Linked DNA regions of Mus musculus: region 1 is linked to region 2. A link is a loop called in an ENCODE intact Hi-C map of the cell type or tissue named here. Cell type or tissue: heart. All regions are shown on one strand.

Region 1 (8,000 bases), 1.6 Mb after region 2:
CAGAAAGAGGAAAAGAGGGAGTTGAGTTCAAACTAGCCAGCCTTGAAAGAAGCATTCTCTACATTTCCAATGATGTGATAATAAAATGTTGTTTATTTAGTATAAATATCTGGTGGTTCATCTCTAGCAGTCCCTACACAGATGAAGTAATACAATAATCTCTGTTGGGAATACCCTGCTCTATCTTGGCCCAGAGGGTGGATCTGGTAGCTGGTCATATTTGATGGACCATTCTGAAATAGCCATAGCTGCTGATATTTCAAAAGCATGCAAATTCCTTATGAATTTTGGAGAAGATCAAATGCAATGGCTTTGGAGGCATAAAGAGACCGATTTGGAAACTTGGGACAGATCCGATTCCTTGTGCCTCCCTGTCTCCATGTGTACCCATGCAAAGCAGGAACGTGCGGTGCGTGGCTTTCACCGGAGTACCCCAGGAACCATCAGTGAACCTGAAAGCCCCCACATCTGGCTATAGCTTAGTCTTGTTTGCTTTAAGATCTGCACACAGACGACGACCACCCTGGCTGTGAATTCAGGGATGGCCCAGCCTTCTTTATTCATGGCCAGTGGAGGTGAAGGGTCTCTGCTCTCACCTGGTCGGAGGGTGAGGTCCAGTACATTTTCAGCTCACTGATGTTTTTGTTAGTGTTACCCCTTTTGAAAGAGACTGATGCAGAGGCAGACACACATTTATCACCCTCTCTTTTGCTCACTCTTTGTCCAGCAGGCATAGAGGACGTCTCAGTAAGGGAAAGGCTCGATCTTAACACTGATGCCCGAATACATATCGATCCAGCACAGAGCCTTCTGGCTTAGATATCTTGAATAACTGTTTGCTCTCCAGACATTTTTTGTTGAGATTTATGACAGTTGCTCCAAGAAATGACCTTTCCCGGGAGTGTGTACTATGTGGCAGAACATACTATGGAGGAATCTTAAATGGTGAATAAACAGAACATTGTACTGAATAAATCAATGAATAAAAATAATGGAAATGTAGTGGGAGGGACAACTAAACAGCAAACAGTTTAAAACAAAGATGTTCTTCCAAACCTGTTCGGTTTTTGTTAAGAAGGTTGTCTCTGAAGCCCATGGGTTTTAGCTGTTTTAAGAACCTGTGTGTACAGAATTAATATCTCAGTTGAGCAATGGTCCTTTGCAAGAATGAAACAAAAACAAGCAAACAAGCAAACAAAAGCACATAGCAATGCAAGATCTATCCTTTTCATTTTCTTCAAGTGAAATATGACTTTTGTGGAAAGTTCTGGTATTCCAGAAACAGCCTCAAACAACCACCTTAAAAGGTTGATGTTGCGTTATTTTAGTATATTTGCCTGTATTTAAACAAATTTAATGTACTTTTAAAATTAGATGACAGACTGCAATGTTGTTGAATCGTGTGTTTGATACCTGTCTTTAAGGAAAGCTAAAGTATTCCCATGCAGTCAGAAAATCAAAACAAAACTTGAACATGGAGAACAACAGGAACAACCACAAAGATGGGCACTGTCTCCCTTTAAAAGTATCAGAAGACATTGGAGAAGGAGGATTTGTGGAGGAATCATAGAATTGCCAACTCCCGCCACCAGCATCTTCTTCTCCCTATGGTATAGCTTCATGAGGCTGTGTGTCTTTCTCCTTTTCAGCCACAGTTCTGTAGAAGTCTACTGGACTGCCACCTGCTGGTAACATGTTGCCTTGCACAATATTTTCCTTTCCTGATCTAAAACGTCCAAAGTGTCTGTTGACGTAAGTTTAATGGTCTCTAGCCTGGCAAGCAATAATTGATGACCAAATATATTCATTATGACTGATAAATAAAAAAGCAGAGGCAATGTCCTTCTGGCCAAAGAAGAATGGCTTAGAAGGATCAGTACCAGGGTTAAAGTATTTTCTAGCTACACACCTGAGCCTGGCAAGTTGTGAATCTTGGGAACGGCACTTGCCTGAATTCTTCTGTCAAGGACAAAGACTGAGGTTAAATATGTAAGAACAGGAGAATAAATAAAGGGCATATCACTATTCTTCCCTAAGGAAGAAGTGAAATGAAACATGAGATATGTATGGCCAGGCATAGTGTCAGTTAGAAAACAGAGAGTAGGGCATGATTGTTATCCACCCACCAACAGCAGAAGACATGCCAGTACATCAATAAAAGCAAGAAGGCTCTTTTGAAGAATCCTTTACGCTACATGGCTTGACAGTTTTTCAGCTGTGAACATTACAGTTTGGGGGCTGTTCTGTACAGATGTTGATGGGTTTTCTCTGGTAAAGACTACTTAAAAATTTCTAGCTCTGGGGAGTATATTTTGCTTCAGTTAGCTCAGAGATTAATTTCTTGGCTCTCTCAGATCTTTATACTAGGGCAGCAGACAGATGTGAACTTCTGACTTGAACCGTTTCTCAAGATTGGCTAAGGACTATCTAGTTAATATTCATTTATTTCATTCAGTACTGTCAGTCGTTACATAATTTATTTATATTAATTAGCTTTCACTTTCTACTCATCTTTCCAAAACAACCTGGTTTTCACTAACTTGAGTCAGTCTTTGGGTTATAAAGAGAACTGGTGATTTGATGAACTCCATCCTCAAAACGTCGCAAGGGCTTTTACTGATCAAGCTAACAGATGACGTTGAAGACTAGAGGCTCCAAAAAGCAAGCCTATGCCAACTTATTGACTTCTGATCTGAGTATTCTCTAACTCCTCCCTTGCTTTGTAATTTGCCTCTCTGTCTGTCTGCTGTGTCTGCTGAGACTGCAAAGGACCCTTCATATTCTGCATCATGGAACGTGCCATCAGGAAAAGACCTATCAGCGGCAGCACTTGATGTAAATGGTTTGTTTGTATGAGGAGTATCACCCGCACTAAAGCCCGGCCCCCGCACACGGAACCATTCAACTCTCCATGCCTTGGTAGCTCTAGACATTGCACGCCACACTTATGTCTCGGGAAAGATAGATGTCCGCTGTTTCCCAGATGTGTTTGCTATCAGTGCAAATGCATTTATAGCCGTGTCTGGAAATGTTTAAATAACTGACCAGTTTTCTCTCTCTCTCTCTCTCTCTCTCTCTCTCTCTCTCTCTCTCTCTCTCTCCTTTTATTTTTGGCTACTTTAGTATCTTCCAGCCCTGATTCCAGCCAGTTTATACCTCTCTTAATCTTCATCGCGACGTTGGGAATTCTTCCTCCTACTCTCTGAACACTTAACTCATAGCCTAACAAGAGTCAGTTGTTTCCAATGGATAACTTTTAGCCTCTAGAGGAACAAATTTTAATTGGTGTGTGCATGCTGCCATCTGGCGGTAGACAACGGAGAGTACACCTTTTCTTGTTTTCAGTTCAATCGGCAAATACATCTTGATAGTTTCCCATGTGTTACACACAACGAACCAAACATAATGAAGAAAATAATGTGACAGTAGAATTTATCAGTGAGACAATCAGTTGGAGGAAACTGTTGAAATGGTCCTGAGGAGAAAAGAGCAAGCCTAAATATACAAGGTCATCCCTGAAATCCAGGTGGATGAGATCTCACGTCATAAAATAGTTCTCTGACTTCTTCATTGTGCATCAGGGCATGTGCACGCCTGCTCACACACAACAGTACTCTAATAATAGCAGTAGTAGAAAACTCCTAGGAATCTGAATGGATGACCCTAGCTAAGACTTGTAGTAATCGAGGATATGGAGCCAGAATTGACCATCTCCTGTAACCAGGAAAGATTTCCAGAGGAGCGATTGGGACATCAATACATCCACAAAACCTACAATTTGTCCCCCTGCAAGGTGTGCTGGGACACAGACAGCACAGAAATTGTGAGAGTGGCTGACAAATGACTGGTCCAGCTTGGGATCCATGCCACAAGAGGAAGCCAACCCTGACATTGCTTGGATGACCAGGAGCCAGAGGTTGGATAGCCCAGAGACCTAGGATAGAACCAAAATCCCTAATGATATTCTGCTATACTCATAGATATGATCGCAGTATGATGGTCATCAGAGAGAATCGATCTAGTATCTGATGGAAACAGATGCAGAAAGCTACAGCCAGACATTAGTCAGAGGAGGGTGAGTTTTATAGAGGGAAAAGAAAGATTGCAGGACACCACAAAAACAAAACAAAACAAAACAAAACAAAACAAAACAAAACAAAAAATACAGCGTCAACTAACCTGGCTTCACACAGGCTTACAGAGACTGAATTGCCAACCACAGAGCCTGACCTCGGCCCTCTGCGTATGTCATGGTTATGTAGTTTCCTTTTCTTGGGGGACTCCTAATAGTGGGAACAGGGGCTGTCAAAAATGCTTCTCCTTGCTTTGGGACCCTTTTTCTTCTACTGGGTTGCCTCATTTAGCCTTGATATGAGGCAAGGGGCCTAGTATTACTCTAATTTGATGTGCCATGTTGGTTGTCCTGAAAGGCCTGCTCTTTTCTGAAGGAAAATGTAGGCATGAATAGGATATAGCAGAGAGGGGAGGGGAAACTGCAGGTGGGATGAAATATATGAGAGGATAAATAAAAAATTAAAAAAATAGTAGTAGAAAATTTAAAGTTAATTAATTGGAAAACTAATATTCTTATTAAAATATATGTTAACACTTTTCTAAATCTTATGTTTTTAAGAAATAACTATTTCTACTGGAAAATCATTCATGAAAAAAAAAAAACCCGAAGAGACAATGTAGTTGGTTTGTTCTTTTATTAGCTATTTGTTTGTTTGTTTGTTTGTTTGTTTATAAAGATCATGAAATTGAGTCTGGTATAGTACTAATTATTTTTTAAATAACTTCCGGTGTTATTTGCCTTTTGCCGATAATGGTTGCCGCTGTGTTTGTTTGCTCTCTAGTGGGATTCAACCCCCATTAGCACCCCGAATTTCATTCTGCATCTCCTTACTTCTGTTTTACTCATTGCAGTGAACTAATTACTGTACCCTTCTATATTTGTTATGTTGACACCTGTAAAATAACAATGAGATCAAACAAAAGAAACTGAACACAGTTGCTGCCCCGTGCTCTGGATTGCACCGACCTACCTGCCCTTGGGGGTTGGAGCTGAGGTGGCACACAGCACGGACTCCACAGATTCTAGGAACAGGTGAGAAATGCCACAGCAAGCTTGTGTGAACGCTGTTGCAAGTTCCTTTAATACCCTTCAACCGTGCTCCACTGGTCCCAAGAAAGCGTCTCTTCTAAACAGCTGTTCCCGATTGGCTGGCAGTGTCTGCATCAGCACTCCTTAGTCTCTTCAACTAGGTCCTCCTGAAGGAGATGCCTTTGCCTCTGCACCGGGGCGGCATTCACTTAGAGGTAGCCTCCGCCTCCGTCCCTCCTACACACACAGGGCACAGTATATTCTCTGGTACAGTTAAACAATAAAACCCTTATGATATGGTTTTAATATTTATATGTAATATGTTTAGCTTTTTTTTCTACCTCTTGGCACTAGAATCACCTAAAAAGGGAATCATACCTAACTGTCTTCATCAGGTGAGTCTCTGGGCATGTTTGTGAGGGTTTTTCTTGATTATTAATTGAGATAGGAGAGCCCAGCCCAAAGTGGGTGGTACTATTTCCTAGGCAAGTTGTAGTGGTCTTATATGGCTGCTAGCTAAGTGTGAGTCTGAGTGAACCAGGTGCACTTTTCCTCCGAGCGTCTTCATCTCTGCCATCTGTCTCCTGGACCTGAGTATCTCTCATGCTTCCTTTACATTTTACATTTAAGGCTAATTTACCATGGTCCTTTTCATTTCAGAACTCGATAGCCATACTGATACATTTTTTTTTTACCATTTACTTAGTTTTAATTATTATTTTTTTACTCTTGAGAATTTCATACATGTATACAATGGCATGTGAGCATATAAAAATCCCGTTTCTCCCTCCAAATTATTGCATATTTACCTCATGTCTTCTTTCTTTCTTTCTTTTTTTTTTTTTTTTGAGATAGGATCTCACTGTGTTTCCCTGACTGACCCAAAACACCCAGAGATCCTCCTGCTTCTGCCTCCTGAGTACCAGGATTAAAGGCAGAATCCAGAAGGCATTGTTTGATCATGACGGAGTCCAACTAGTGTTGTTGCTATGCTGTGTGAGATGGGAGGACATCCCCCAAAGCATGGCTGCTTTCCTGCTCAATGCCAAGTCTTTTTACATCAGCACAATCCACAGGCCCCTCCTTGTTAGGCTCCTGCTCATCCAGAGCTTCTTTACTTGGGAAACACAATGTATCCTAAGACGGAACAATCATTACATTGTCTATGGTGGTAGAGGTAGGATGGACTTAGCAGAACACTGAGCAGAGCCGTGGTGAATCCATCAAGAATTAAGTTAAAGTCTGCTCTTCATCTCGACTCATGATGTATCCCTTTTCCTGGTCCATTTCCGTTGTCCCATTTCCCCCAATTTTAACGTGTCTGGCTCATTTCCACCATTTAAGGGTCTGTTCTGGTTTTCTTACTTTTTTTTTTTTCTCCAACTTCTTTCTGATCAGCCCAGGATGTCCACAGCATTCTTCAATCACAGCTCCTTCTTAAATGGTAGCAGTAACACCTTAAGCTACACCACGAAGAGAAACACATTCTCTTGTTAACACAGGGGCTTCCATGACTTCACAATGTCTAATACTCAGTGGGAGGTGAGAAATAGCAGGCCCCTTTCATCATCAACCGTGTCATCACCTTATAATTATTTGCCAAGAAAAAAAAAGAGGAAATAGTAACAATTCTTATTTGTGTGATTGGAACTAATTTGTTTGATTTATTTTGGGTTTGTGTATATATACACGATAGATTCACAGCATTAGAATAAAATTTAAACATGGCTAAATAACATGTCCGTCAAGTTCCATGTGACCACTAGATGGCAGAGTAGTGTTGTGTGTGATGCCTGCAAGTTTTACCCCTAAATTATTTGCCCGTACGTGTGTATATACAAATGCATGTGCATATGTATATATGTATATGTAAAATATTTGAATATACATTATGCTTCATGTTCTTTCCTAAAAATAGGTATCAATTAGTGTGAAAGATAACAGTGGCAAATGTACTCAGTAGCAAAAAATGTTAGCTAAGGAAAATTCTCCGGAGGTATAGCACTAACGTTGATCTATCTGTTTGCCTTGCTGGAACATCAGTAGCTATGATTCCATGCAAAGTTTTAATCACATAGGTAGATGCACATATTTGAAATTATGGGGAAACTATACCCAGGAAATACTAATCTAATATTACCTGCTAAATTTCAAAATTAAAAGCTACCCTTTAGCATGTGTGTGTGTGTATGTGTGTGTGTGTGTGTGTGTACATGTTTGTGCATCTCTATTACATTCATGTTTATGTGTGCTATATGTCTATGTGGTGGTTTGAATAAGCTTAGGCCAGGGAGTGACACTATTAGGAAGTGTGGTCTTGTTAGTGTAGGTGTGGCCTTGTTGGGGACAGTGTGTCACTATAAGGGAGGATGCGCTTTGAGACCCTCCTCCTGGCTACCTGGAAGACAGTCTTTGCTGATTGCAGAACTCTCAGCTCCTTCTCCAGCATTATGTCTGCCTGCATGCTGCCATGCTTCCTGCTATGATGATAATGGAGTAAATCTCTGAGACTGTAAGCCAGCCCCAATTCAATGTTTGCTTTTATAAGAGTTGCTCTGGTTCTGGCATCTCTTCACAATAATGGAAACCTTAAGACAGTGTATGTGTGAGCATGTGCATGAATGATGGGGGCATATGTGTATATGTGTGTACATGTGTGTGCATGCATATGTGTGTGCATGTATGTATGTGTGAGCATGTGCATGAATGATGAGGGCATATGGGTATATGTGTGTACATGTGTGGTATGTGCATGCATATGTGTGTGCATGTATGTGTATGTGAGCATATGCACAAGTGACAGGGACAGTCGTTTATATGTGGGTACATATATGTGTACATGTGTGTGTATGCGTATGTGTGTGCATGTATGTGTGTGTGAATATATGCATGACAT
Region 2 (8,000 bases):
GAGACCGGGCTGGGGACATGGCTCCGTTGGTAGAGGGTTTGTCTAGCATGCACAGGGCCCTGGGTTCGAGTCTCAGTACCACATAAAACCCAGGGTAGTGACAGTCCCAGCACTTCAGGGGTGCAGGCAGGAGGACCAGGAGTTCAAGGCCATCCTTGGTTTCATAGGATTGCACTAGCCTGGGCTATATGAGACCCGTCTCAGGAATGACATTAGCAGAGGGAAGAGGCTTATGGGGCTCAGTCCAAGGGACGCAGGTGTGTGTGCCCAGAGGCTCCATGGGATAGGCTGCCCAGTGTCATAGCCGCAGAGTTCTTCAGGCTTCGGTACCTGCGATGCTGTTTACCCTCCATTTCAGAGCTCTGATGATGCAAAAATGAACGGGCTCAGAATGCTTCCCCAAAGACTGATCGAAAAGATTCCAGAATATATTAAGCTAAATAAGAACCTTATTAATATTAGTTAATAAGCTGCTCCTTTGAAACAATCACTCAAAAGTACATCTGAGACACGCTCTTTCTTCACCTGTTTCTGTTCACCCCCAAAGTGCCATCATTACCCCAGAGCGACATTGCTATACCCGAAACTGGTGAAGGGCATGCTGGGTGGGTGGGTTGGCCCCTGGGGTATCCATGTTCCCAAAGGGTTTACCTTGTAAGAGAGACAGGAATTCAGTTATGCTGCAGGGTTCAGATGGGGCTGTGAGTGGGAAGTGTACATCATGCAGGACTTACAGGAGGAGGTGACATTTGTTTGGGGTTTTGAAGTTGACATGCAGAAAGAGGGAAAGGGGAAGGGTGACCTGACAGACGCCCTGTTTGGGGAGTTGGAATGTTGAGGATAACGTTGGGGGAAGGTAGATGAAGTGGGTACAGGGTCTGATGATCTCAACCTCTGTGGCAGAGCTGGAACTGCAAACCAGCAGGAGAGGGTAGCGCGGGACCAAGCCAGGTTTTGAGCAGAAAGTAGCAAGATCTGAGATAATTGAGGTGGGGTCAACGAGGGGAGGTGTTACTGTACTGGAAAAGCTGGTCAGAGGTCCAAGAGCCAGACTAGCAACCCATCAAGGCAGGGAGGGGCGATTCTAGTGCTTCTGGGTCCAGGGAGATGGCTGGACCCACCTAGCAAGGAAGGGGTGGCGTGGGCAAGGTCAGCTTTAGAGAAGGTGCATTCTGGGCGATCTCATCCTACAGGGCGCAGACCAGACGGCGAGGTGACTGAGGGCCTAGGACTGAGGGACAGACCCAGCTCGGGGCCTGATAAGGCAGCCGTTGGGAGCCCTGTTCTGCACCAGCATCCCGCTAAACCTTGACATTACACGTCCCTCAGCTTCGGTCCCTCAGCTTCGTCCTGCTGAGTGGTCCCCATTATGTGGAGAAGCCAGAGAGGGTGTCTAGACAGCAGACGCTCATGTGATACTTCATGAGGGCTCGGATGAAGCCCAGCCTGTAGCTGTCTTTGTCACCGTGGTCTGACTTCCCTGCTGCGCACTGGCAGTTTATGAAGCAGGTGACTTGTGAGCATAGAGCATCCACAAAAGTGAGAAGGAGACAAGGAAATGTTATGTCGCTGTGTTCCGAGGCTTCCGAGAACAGCTGTTTCTGGGAGATGGCTCGGTGGGTAAAGTGTTGGCTCTGGAGGCAGGAGGACCCAGCCAGAGCCCTAAGATCTGCTTAAAAGCCAGGCAAGGCAGGGTTATGCTCTTGGCTGCTGTAATACCAGCACTGGGGAGGCAGAGACTGGACACATCACACACACACACACACACACACACACACACACACACACACACACACAACGAGCTCACTGGCCAGCCAGCCTAGGAAAATCGGTGAGCCTGCTGGTTTACTAAGAGACCCTTATCTCAAGAACCAAGGCAGAGATCAGCAGAAGAAAATGCCCAAAGTGGACTTCTGTCCTCCACACACGCAGGCACACACGCAGGCACACACGCCCCCCCCCCAACACATGTATACACTCGCACAAGCATGCAAGTGTGTTTCTGCAAGTGGGAATGTCAGAGCTATGAGCCTCCAGGGGAGGGAGGGTTGAGAACAGTTTCTTTGTATCTGGCAGTTGGGGTGTCATTGAATAACCTTGAGTCCTGGCAGCTCCAAGGGCGAGCTGGGCACGCTGGCCTGGAAGTCAATTGCAGAAGCCAGAGCAGGGAGGGGCCCATGCAGAAGGTGCTTCCGGGAGGGAGGCCTAAGATTGGTGTGGGAGTGAAGCTAGAAAGGGCAGGGTCCACCCTGAAGGCCTCAGCCCCTCACCTGCACAATCTCTCATGCCCAAACCTAGCTAGGCATTTCTAGCCAGCTCTGTCTGCAAAGATGCCCCTCCCTCTTGAAAAATGTGCACATCTCTGTCTGATAAAACCTTGTTCCCCCTGGAGGGAGAGAAAGGAGGGAGGGAGGGAGGGAGGGAGGGAGGGAGGGAGGATGGCGTCTGGAGGCAGGAAGCCAGTGTTGGAATCCAGGCCTGGCTTTGTCCCTCTCCAATGGGCAGCTAGGGGTAGGGTGTTTCATTTCTGGGTTCTGCCTTTCCTATAGAAAAAGATCATAAAAAGAACCCATCTCCTAAGGTTGTGGTGAAAGCTGAACAAGGTCCTGTGTGCAGTGGAGCCAGCACTAGGACAGAGATTGCATGTGCAGAGCCAGCACTAGGACAGAGGGCGCCCCACTGTTCTGTCCGCCTTTACACAGCACTGCCCCCTCTCATGTCTGCAACTCTATTTTCTGCTGGAAACGGTATCAGAATATATTAAGTAGAAAATTTCAGAAATAAAGAATTTGTAAATATTGAGTGATTTTTTTAACACCCCCCCCCCAGTGTATTGTTATAATTATTCTGGTTGTTTAATAGTTATTGATAATCTCTTAATTTGCTTTTCATACTAAATTCTATCATAGTTATAAATGTGCAGGAAAATAATATAATTAGGTCTTCAGATATACACTGGTCTGGAACACTCCTCTATTTGCAAAGTATGTGTTTTTATTTTTGTGTTTTGAGTCCTTCTTGGACTGTAATTTGACTCCAAGGACCAGATCTGTCCCAGGAGGCACTTGGAATTAAATGCTGAGTTCCAGAAGGGAGTGTTAAAGCCATGGCCTGTCAGGGCTGCAGGCGGCAACTCCCACTCGGAGGCTCCATTCCTTCCCACAGCCTGGACTCGCAGCTGCCTTGCTGTCTCTCTGTTGCCCCATCCCTGCATAATTCAGGCAGGCTGATAGGCCTGCTACTCAGGTGGTGCCCTCTCTGCCCCATAGCTCTTGAGAAACCTGTAGGCTCTGAGCACATTGCTAGAGGAGAGGGCGGTGCCTGGGTTATGACCTCTCTCAGAGTTGGAACAGGGTCTCCGAACATCCTCCAGGGCAGATTCCAGGTCAGCCCTGGAGGGTGTCGCATGCCTTGACAGATGGTGTCCGGCTGTAGGCTCCTGCCCCACGTCCTGGAATGAAGGCTTGGCAGCCCTGTTTTCTCCAGGGACAGTTGACACTGGGAACCCTGGACATTGTCCCTGAGCTCAGGGCATGCGTCTCGCGACCATTCGCAAACTGACCACTTGATGGCGCTGTGGCTCCACCGTGTGCCTGCTTTCTCCTCCGGGCCCCTGGCTGAGCTGCAGTGGTCATCCAGGCGCCCGACTGTGCCCTGGCTGCTGGTGGGGCGCAGCGCCTGACGCCTGCCCGTTCTGCTTGAGCACAAATGCAGAGCTCAGAGCTAGTTTCTCCTGCAGCGAAGGAAGTTTGGGGTGTTGGTATTGTGTTCTGTGCTGTGTGTTCCTGCAGCTTCCCCAGCAGCGGGTCAGACGCCCTAGTGTGCTAAAGAACGGTTTAGAGCCATCTGCATCCTGACCTGGTGGTGATCACTGTCTTTGGGGCAGAAGTGATAGCTAGTCTGAACTCTTGTCTAGAGTTTGTACTTAGGAGAGAAAGCTAGCTAAACACAGAATGGAAGAAGGGTAGGAAGAGGAGGAAGAAGAGGAAGAGGAGGAGGAGAAGGAGGAGAAGGGGGGGGCGGGGGAAGAAGAGGAGGAAGGAGGAGAGATTGGAAACTCTTTCCTAGATGAGCTTTGCAGTCATTCTGTGTCAAACCCTTCAAGGGGCGACCGAAAACAAAGAGCCTCCGTGAGTTTGCCTTAGAAATAGTTCTCTCCGAGGTCTATTCTGGTTGCACAAATGTGTACCCCTTCCACCCCTGAGCAGGGTCACTTCATTCATTCCGTTTTCAGTGCACACCCACTCACTGCGGAGCCAAGGGGTTTCCTCACAAGCTTGTTTGTAGATGTTGTTTTAAAAGCACGTCCTTCTTTGGGGTTTCTGTACGCAGAGGCAGGGGTTTGGGTCACCCGGGTCTCACTGAAGCTATGGTTTGGGGGGGGGGGAGGGGGGCGGGGGGCGTTTGGAAGAAGGTGATAAGATTGTCTCTTACAGGGAAAGCCAAATGAAGAGCTAAGCTCCTGATTGGAAGTGCTTTCCTTTTTGTAGCTCCATTTAAGACCAGGACTGTTCTCAGGAAAACAGAGTAGGTTCTGAGTTCAGGCCTCTCTTCTGGGGCTCCTCTCCCAGAAGCCCTCTGTCTCTGTGGAGGTCAGAGCCTTTCCCAGCTGCCTGGGCCAGTGACTGAGAGGCGAGTCCCAGGGGTCACTGCACCAGACCCTTGCCCCCCTGGAACAAATGCAGCCGGCTGGTGGGGGTGGGGGTGGGGGCTGGGGGCTGGGCTGCTCCTCCTAGATCTGCCTGCCCCTAGGGCCAGGCACAGTGTGGGGCCTGAGCTAGACTTGTCCAGAGGCAGGCAGGGCTAAGGGAGGTTGTGACCCCACCCCAGCTGGGGAGGGCAGTGGGAAAGGAGGAACCTGGAGAAGCTGTCCTAGCCAAGCAGGCTAACTCCCAGCTTCCCCTGGGCCAGAGGGCCCCCTGTCGCCTGGCAAAGGACAATTTGTACTTTTATTCTTACGCTATCCTAAGGCTCACTCACCTGCAAGTGTACTATCTGGTGCCTCACAGAGGCTCAGGAGTTGTGTGGCTTCTCAAAAAAGAGAAAGGAGACCACGGAAAGAGAGGCAGGAACGGAAAGGAGACCCACCATCAGTCACTGCAGCACGTGGACCCCCATGATAGCCCAGGAAAGCCCAGCGTGTCCGCTGTGTCCACACGGCCCCGAGCAGCTCTGTGCGAATGTGGCTCTTCAGCCATGCAGAGCTCTTGATTACCAAGACAGGAACTCACAGACACTCACAGTTCAGGTTTCAAGATGGAATACATCCATTTCAGTTACAGGGTGTGTGTGAAGAGCATGGAGTTGGTGGCCAGTCTCTTCCCTATATTAGAGTTCTGGAATCCATCTTGAGTTGGTTTTTGTCTACGGGACGGAGTTTCCTAAAAGACCATTGGTTACAGAAGTGCTTCCTGTGAGATAAGAGCTTTGCTTCGGTCTTGCTGTTTAGTCCTCCCAAGACCCCAGCAACTCCCTTGTGGTCACCTCTGGATGCCTGTGACACTGAGGCCCTGACCGACAGCTCTCTGCCTGATCAAGCAGATGTGACATCTGAGAGCCAGACTCGAGGCCCTGCTGCAAGGCCTCCATTGCCTTCCTCATGCTACCCTACCTCGTGTGGTCTGAGTCGGAGCCTTGTGGCTTTCTCCTCTGGTCATGGGTGGCTCTTCCCACTCAGACTCTGTGCGAGAAGCTACCCTGGAGGTTTGGACAGAGGAAGTTCAGGGGCATTCATCAAGGAAACCTCAGTTTGGGATATATGCCCTGCCAAGGTGACATGTGCTCTGTGTGTGTGTGTGTGTTCTACTGTGTCTTACCTGTGCTAGTGAATACCATTATTTTCAGGTACATGTATGTTTTGTGGGTGGTTTGCATGTGTGTGTGTGTGTGTGTGTGAGAGAGAGAGAGAGAGAGAGATAGAGAGAGATTGTCTGTATCTGTGTCTCTTTCTCTCTCTGACTCTGTGTGTGTGTGTGTGTGTGTGTGTGTGTTTACAAGCCTTATTCTGGGAATTGGAAGCTAGGAGATGTAACCAGGCAGAGGGTAGAGAACTTTTCTAGGCAGGTGGAGCTGTGGGGAGGAGAAGAGGCAGCCGCCAGGTCAGGCCAGGGCAGATGCAGGTCTTGGGTAGCTTCTGGGGCATCCCGCCTGACAGCGCTTGTCTGCTGAGGCTCCCCAGATGTCTTTCAAGAAGAAAAAGTCCTTTCATTGGAGAGGCTTCACAGGGCAATGCCTGAGGTGACACTTGGGTGTGAATGAGCTTCAGTCTGAAGTGCCATCCATCAGGGGAACACGAATGACTCAGCCCCTTCCACTTGGGAAGGGTGAAGATGGTACTGAGTGACAGCTATGGGTGGGCCATGAGAGGAAGCAGCCCCACAGCTCCACAGCCCCACAGTCTGAGGGACCGGCTTTGGAAGCTTGGTGACCACATTTGCCCTCTTCTGGGTCAGGTGTCCAAGGGGAGGGGCTTTTGGTAGACTGCTGTCAACCACAGCTGTCTGAGTCTCTCCACTGGCCGCCACTCCTGCAGGACTTGCTAACCAAGGCTGTCTCTTTTGCACTGTTTGACAAAGCACGGGAGAGAGTGGTCTATTTTATAGTTTTGATTGTGAGTCTAACCTCTAGTGGCTAAGCCATCCCTCCAGCCCTATGGTCTATTCTTAATGACATACACACTTGTTATAAAAGAGTCAGTCTCCATGGAGACAGGAACCATTGGAAGCCAGGGCTTAGGCTAGGCAATTGATCCCCGAATCACCACTGGGACTGGTCTCCATCTTTGTGTACCAAGAGATAGTCGCCCCCCCCCCCCCGTTAGCTCAGCTCTGCCCTGCAGATAACTCTACAGCTATCCTTTTAGGAGCAAGCGTCTCCAGATGATGCCAGCATATCCTGTCTGTCTGGGGTGAGGAGCCGATGCTTCAGGGTCACATGGAAACTCCTCCCATGTGCCTGGCTATGAGACCTTGGTTACATCCTTGGGTGTGCCCTCCTGGGAACAACCTGGCTGTGGGTGGGGCCCATCTGTGGTAAGAACAGCTCTTTGTGAAGCGTTGAGGAAGACTGTCCTTAGGGGTCTTTGGGTCAGGATGCTATAAATGACTGTCCATGCAGATGTCCCCCTCATCCACCAGGACACAATTCAAGACCTCTGTGGACACTTGGAACTGTGAACAATACTGAACGCTACTGGTCCAATATTCTTCCTGGACACACGTACTTCCGATAAAGCATGCTGTCTGGATGCCAGAGATGAACATTAGTTTGACATCAGAACAGTTACAGTAGCGCCGTGGGATAGCAGAAGTTATGTGGATGCCATCTCTCTCCGAAGGTCTTACTGAGCTATAGTGCCCCATCTTCTGTTGACGATCTGGCATCCACATCTATTGATGATGAGGTGCCGTGAGGTAGATGGCGTGAGTATGTGGTGTGACGTTAGCCTTCTGCCAATGTATAGTGAGCTTATGGGTAGCGGTGATGGTGATGGCCTGGCTGTGGTCTGCCGGCTCCCTGGGCTGGAGAATGTCCTTTTTGATGTGTAGCGTGTGTCGTCTTAGATCTATCTAACCGTGTAAAATCTCACACCCAAACGTGAGGTTGACACATAGGAGTGTCTCAGCTCTTCTTCTCAGGGAGCCCTCAATTGCTGAAGATCTTCTGGGCTGACACAGAGTGCCCACTGCTGAGCCCTGGGGGGATGCACAGAAGCCCCGGGGACAGCCCCCGCCCCGGACAGACCATTCCTGTGGAACTTTTGTACCATATTTCTCAAAGTATCATGGTGGTCTGGGGCCACGTGGGAATGTGGGGAGCTCTCTGGACAGAAGAGAGCATTGCCAGCGAATGCTTGATCTGTTTGGAAGCAAACAGTCCCATAGGATGCTGGGTTCCATATTCTCTGATACATTTGACCTCCCGGAAACATGTCTAAGCAGGAAGGAGCCCACGTGATAGATGCCGGCAGCCAGCATGCTTGTCTACACTTCTCTGGGTCT

The links. Peaks named below come from ENCODE experiments on the same cell type or tissue, not always from the same donor. Only the 100,000 strongest peaks of a DNase experiment are listed, where the experiment ranks them.
Region 1: it touches region 2 in a loop (12-fold over the local background); 38 of 42 quality-filtered maps call a loop at or near these places.

Annotation. Positions count from the first base shown.
Region 1 is chr11:111,531,531-111,539,530 of GRCm38, reverse strand. No RefSeq gene overlaps it. Among named protein-coding and RNA genes, the nearest start is that of Gm30158, 23 kb to the right of the region's middle. In heart, CTCF peaks have their summits at 1,691 (motif pointing left), 3,309 (motif pointing left) and 6,862 (motif pointing right); no DNase peak of the experiment used is centred here.
Region 2 is chr11:113,160,875-113,168,874 of GRCm38, reverse strand. All of the region lies in intron 1 of 2610035D17Rik (RIKEN cDNA 2610035D17 gene), which reads left to right. All of the region lies in intron 1 of LOC115487747 (a long non-coding RNA gene), which reads left to right. Among named protein-coding and RNA genes, the nearest start is that of Gm39467, 31 kb to the right of the region's middle. In heart, no CTCF peak of the experiment used is centred here; a DNase peak (open chromatin) is centred at 3,504; H3K4me3 peaks cover 1,021 bases; H3K27ac peaks cover 3,282 bases; H3K27me3 peaks cover 1,274 bases.